Regions from separate parts of the Homo sapiens genome. Here region 1 is linked to region 2. A link is a loop called in an ENCODE intact Hi-C map of the cell type or tissue named here. Cell type or tissue: K562. All regions are shown on one strand. Each heading gives the region's core, and the rest is flanking DNA. Links, peaks and the distances in the headings are about the cores only. Region 1 overlaps SFT2D1 (SFT2 domain containing 1). Region 2 holds the start of LOC105378118 (a long non-coding RNA gene).

Region 1 (2,916 bases), core at 115-2,614, 55 kb after region 2:
TGCAAAAAGCTTTATGCCGCCCGGAAGCCACAGCAATCCAGTTCCCTAAGTTAAGATATTATAGTTATTTTAAAATAATTTTATGATTTTAATGGTTAAAATATAAACGTGCTACTGCAGTAATACAATACCAATATTATGTAATATGTTTAAATACAAATCTGCTTGTAGACAGTCTAGTCTGATTACACAGAAAAAATAGTTAATTTTCAATGTTATACACTAACTTGAATCTTCTTCCTATTTGCACTAGCATATATAAATGAGCCATAACAAAACTTTGTGCTTACCAGTAAATCTCAGTCTATTTAAGTTAAATTTTCATGCTAAATACCAAGTATGAAAAGGTAATAAACATCTAAATTACTGACTCTCCAGATCTTTTAACACATTGATACATTTTTCTTAAATTATTTCAACTATCCACAAAACTCCCCAAAATACTAATTTCTACGTATTTTCATTGATCTCTACCCCTTTATTTTAGTTTAATAAATACCTTCCACCAAAATGGTCTAACAGGGATTTAGTAAAGGACATTAGTTTTTGGTACTAAATGGAATTATTAGTCTAATACAAAATAAAAATTATTAAACAATATAAAGCCTTAACTCACAAGAATAGAAAAGAAAACGCCACATACGAAGCAGATGGCAAACCATTTCAATCTGGTGTTGAAACTAAGGGATGAGGCATCCAGGACCTTAATAAAAAATGGGAAAATTTAGAATATAGTCTTAATTCACTACCAATCTGATTCTTTATACTAAATTAAAGCAAAGTTTTAACACATAGTCTGAATCATTTATTTTGCATATCACAGTGTCATTCAAGAATACTAAGATTCCACGGTTGTTAAGGGTAATATGACCATGGTCTGGGTAGCAGATGATGCTGAGGAATAACCATTAATTTTGCAAAGTCTGATAATATGTTTCACAAAAGTCCTTATCTGTTAGGGACAGCCGATATACACTGATATGGATAAAATGACATATAAGATATATTATAAAATATACAAAGATTAAAAAAACACAGGGGGCAGATGCAACAGGCCAGGCAAAACACTGAAACTGCAGAGGCTGGGAAAGAGTACACAGGTTCATTATCTGTTCTCTCTGCCTCTGCAGGACGAATTCCTCAGGCTCCTAGATGCCAGAGTCTGAGTGCATCCGAGTGCATCCGCACTCAGTGCAAGTCCTGCTGGAGGCAGAGGCTGGCCTTCCACACGCCACCTCCCTTCGGCCGGTCATTGGCTGCAGGCCAGGGGTGGGGTGGGGTGACTGCACCCCATGGAGGGTAGAGGACGCTGGCCACCTACAGGAGGCAGCCTGAGCAGCCCCAGCAGAGACGATCACAGCACGCACCAGACGGTACCCGTTCTAAGCTCTTTCAGTCCAACCCATGAAAGTTTTGGGCCCCTCCTCCACCACTGTAAAAACATACTGTGAAATGATCATTTATTCTAGAGCAACAGCATTCCTATATACCATGCAAATTCTAGCCAAATTATGTGGGGAAAAAAGTAGAAATTACTAAGTCTACTTTGTACAGTATGATAACCCAGCACACAGTAGTGGTGAAATAAACACACTCAGATTACTAATTATACTATTAAAATATATTTTCCAAATAAGGCTAAAAAAGTATCTATCAACAGCAGCTGTGCAAGAAACTAGAAATATACAGCAAGGATTTATATTCCAAAACTTAAATTTCTAATTTATACTACCACATCCACTTAAAAATAAGACTACATGCTTATATTTTCAAGAATAATGAAAAATAAGAGAAAGTTCTATATGCAACAGTTCAAAATACATTTGGTTACATTCCTTACCTCAAGAGATTAATCTGTGAATCCTTATGTAGCATGAAAAGCAGATAAAAATAACTAAGTATTCTGTAATGAAACATATATCACTCTTTAACACATTTTAAATGTTTTTTAAGTTTTAATTCACATTCTTGTTTCCAGCAATGTCATCTGTTTATGGCAAAACTAAACACTTGGTTTTAAACAAAGAGTGAAATTGCCTATAAAAACATCTACATTTCATTCTTACTGATCAGGAAGAATATACACTAAGTATATTTTAACTACGCAGGCCAGAATAAACTGCAAAGACTGAATTACATAGTAAATGATCTGTTAAAAAAAATGGAGACACGCCCATCAGCTTCATTTAACCATCCCACAAAGTATACATAGGTCAAAACATCACGCTGTACACAATAAATGTATATAACTTTTATTTGTCAATTAAAAATGGAAAGAATAATGATTTCTAAAGGTTCGTGTGAGTCCACAATGCTGTGAGGATTTAGTGAGAGGAAAAAGCATCCATTTTTCCTTCTTTTCCAAGTTCAAATCACCCCATTGTTCACAAGTTCAATCGCTGCTTTTCAATAGCCAGTTTTTCTCTCAGCAAGGAAACAGCACGGCTATTTGTATAATAGTAGGTATTTTTTCCTCCTATTGCCATCTTCCGTGTATTGATCTTTAAAACGAAACAGCAGGACAAATTATTTCCACTTGTAAACATGGAATATTCAATCCACAAGCAAATGATTTGTCTCAAGTCTTGCAAATTGTCTAGGATACGAAACAACTATACAGATTTCCTGACTCCTAATTGGGAAAACTGTGATATGCTTCAACATGAAAGAAAACCTGGCAGTGCATCTTCCAACTAGGAGACAGAAGGAACCCTGACGTCTGCTTATCACAAGCATTTTTTTGAGACAGAGTCTCACTCTGTTGCTCAGGCGCCATCTCAGCTCAATGCAACCTCCGCCTCCCAGGTTCAAGTGATTCTCCTACCTCAGTCTCCCAATTAGCTGGGACTACAGGTCCACGCCACCAGGCCTGACTAATTTTTTGTATTTTTAGTAGAAACGGGGTTTCACTATGTT
Region 2 (2,906 bases), core at 1-2,500:
GGGCGGCTGACGGGTCCGACATCATGGTCACGGTCTCTGTCACCTGTTGAGTGTGCTGAGGGCAGGCCCAGCCCTGAGCATTTCACACAAACAGACCCCTTAACCTCAAGGCCACCCCAAGGCATGGGTGCCTCAGCCTGACTCACAGATGAGCAAACCTCAGCCCCAAGAGAGGAAGCCCCCGGCCCAGGCCCCGGCCCTCCACATGTGGTCACAGCCCCCGGCCCCACTGGGCCCTTCACTTGTGACACCCACGCCTCCCTGGCCAGGCTGCTGCCACTTGCTTGGCAGGGGCTGCTCATGCCTCCAGTGTTCTCACAGAACTGGCTGGTTCTGGCCACCAGCCAGGCTGCTGACCCCGAAAATGGAAAAAGCTTTGGGGTGATCCCAAACTCCCTCCACCGAACCCATGAGCCTGCCTGCACCTCATCTGTCCTGTTGGCTGGGGCTGGGGAATTGGGGGTGGTCGTGAAGGGTGGGAAAGAGGGTCTTCCTTCCCCAGCGTCCTGTTGGCTGAGGGGGGTGTTGTGGGATGTGGAGGAGGGGCTCTTCCTCCTCCAGGGTCCTGTTGGCTGAGGAGGGGTTTGAGGGAGGAGAGGGTCTTCCTCCCCAAGGATCCTGTTGTCTGGGGTGGGAGGGGGGCTCGCGAGGGGGTGGGGGAGAGGGTCTTCCTTCCCCTGAGGGAATGGGGGATCTGGGGGGAGGTATGAGGGGTGGGGGAGAGGGTTTTCTTCCCCAAGGGTCCTGTTGGCTGGGGAGGGTGGGTATTAAGGGGCTGAGGAGAGGGTCTTCCTCCCATGGAATCCTGGCCTCAAAAGGGTCTTTCTTCTCTGGATATCAAGTTTCTCGGTTTTAAAACTCAAAGGATGAATCTAGGGGATCACCAAGGATTTACACAGCCTGGGGTATCTCTGTTCGTTCGTGCTGGTTACCCAGGGCAGGCACCTGGGGCCCAGCATATGTTTTGGGGGTAAGCGCTTCTTGGGTGCAGAGGCGCCGCCTGCCGCCCGCCGCCCGCGCCGCTTCCGCTCTCCGGCTCTAGAGGGCGCCCTAGCACAAGGAGCCGCCTCGCCCGGGCTGCTGGTGCAGGTTTCAACGCTCGTGCTCTCTCCCTGGGACCTTGGATGACAAAAAGCTGCGTGAATTTTTCACATGCATTCATGTGAAAGAAAACTGACTTTTAAAAAGTGTTATTAGAATTTGCAACTTTATGTTCTCAAAGTTTTAATTTTGCCAGAACTACAGACTTTCAGTATAAATGTACAGTGATATTTCCTGCCACCAACAATGGCTCTGTTGTCCAATGAACCGAGGACATCAAATACAGAAACACCAAAGACGCCACAAATTCAATTTGTTAGCAATCACACGAACAGTTGCTACCTGTCCCAGCAGGATCTGCTGCAGTGCCTTTTCTGTCTTCATCAGCAGGAAAACTCTTCTCGCTGGGCTTCTTTCCGTATGCCTTTTTGTATGACCTTTCAAGATTTCTGACAGCCTAAGTCACACACACACACACACACACACACACACACACACGTGTATCATATTTTAGATCAGGATAATTTTTACAGAGAAAGATTTTTTTTTTAACCGAGACAGAGTCTCGCTCTGTCGCCCAGGCTGGAGTGCAGTAGTGTGATCTCGGCTCACTTCAGCCTCCACCTCCCAGGTTCAAGCGATTCTCCTGTCTCAGCCTCTCAAGTAGCTGGACTACAGGCATGCACCACTGCGCCCTAATTTTTGTATTTTTAGTAGACATGGGGTTTCACCATGTTGGCCAACTGGTCTCGAACTCCTGACCTCAGGTGATCTACCTGCCTCAGCCTCCCAAAGTGCTGGGATTACAGGCGTGCATCACCACGCCCAGCGTGGTGATTTTTTTTTTTAATACTGTGTTTCCCCATGCATTTAACAAATTGTGGTTCCCTATGACAGTGGCTAGGGGTGAAGTCATGGAGCTCCGTGTGTTTGTGTGCCCATACCCACTCCCAGACAAGAGCATGGACGAGCTGATTGTAAAAACATGCCTTTGCCAAAGCGCAGTGCCATAGGACATCAAGGCCTCTGGGCTGCATCGCAGAAAAAATGTGCCACAAACTGGCCACTCTTCCCCATGCTCACTGAGGACACAGAATAGGAACAATTACTTACCGAGAAGAGAAAGGCTTTCATGAGAAAGAGAGAAATGAAGAAGCAGGCAAGATCATCCAAAGTCCATACCAGTGCTGCTGAAAAGGAAATTGTCTTTCCAAGCACAGCGACACCGCGAAACTCAACAAAGTGACGGGCTCAACGCAGTGGCAGCCTCTGCCAGGGCTCTGGGCCACCGGAATTCCCTGCCTCCTTCGGCTTGGCCACCACGAGCTCCTCCCCAGGGCTCTGTTCTGTCCTTGGCTTTCCTTTCTCAAGCAGTGCTCTGGATTTCCGTAGCCTGGCAACGAGGTTAGGGGGTGGTGGTTGAGGGAAAGAAGCCCTGAGCTGGTGGTTTGTCAAAGGCACTTGGAAACCCAGCCAAAGGAGTCCTGGCTGGGAGTTACGGAAAGGAGAGAGAGACATCACAGAAAAACCATTTTCTACATGCCTTTGTCTTTATTTTGCCTTGTCTTTCTTCCACTGGCACCTATATTAATCTCTCCTTGAGGTTAGCAAATACTCTTATTTTTAAATTAAGATACATAATTCACATACCATAAAAATCACCCTTGATACAATTCAGTGGTTTTTAGTATTTTTCCAAGGTTATGCAACTGTCTTCACAATCAATTTTAGAACATTTTCACTGCCCCATAAGCCACCCAGTACCCATTAGCAGTCACTCCCCATTTCCCTGTTGTTAGCTCCTGGCAACCACTAATCTCCTTTCTGGCTCCATAGATGTTATGGGCTGAAAGTGTGTCCCCCAA

The links. A loop is a pair of places that touch in the nucleus more often than their neighbours do. Peaks named below come from ENCODE experiments on the same cell type or tissue, not always from the same donor. Only the 100,000 strongest peaks of a DNase experiment are listed, where the experiment ranks them.
Region 1: a loop joins it to region 2, with 7 times the contacts of the local background. A loop is called at or near these places in 9 of 110 quality-filtered maps.

The regions. Positions count from the first base shown.
Region 1 is chr6:166,329,545-166,332,460 of GRCh38, forward strand. It overlaps SFT2D1 (SFT2 domain containing 1), which reads right to left. Exons shown (of 8, transcript NM_145169.3): 2 at 617-703; 3 at 1-45. Among named protein-coding and RNA genes, the nearest start is that of SFT2D1, 12 kb to the right of the region's middle. In K562, for the core only: a CTCF peak has its summit at 1,312; a DNase peak (open chromatin) is centred at 1,277.
Region 2 is chr6:166,274,827-166,277,732 of GRCh38, forward strand. It overlaps LOC105378118 (a long non-coding RNA gene), which reads right to left and starts at 2,285. Exons shown (of 3, transcript XR_943242.3): 1 at 2,155-2,285; 2 at 1,384-1,498; 3 at 1,051-1,119. RefSeq lists an enhancer at 305-804. In K562, for the core only: a CTCF peak has its summit at 1,030 (motif pointing right); a DNase peak (open chromatin) is centred at 1,045; H3K27me3 peaks cover 1,389 bases.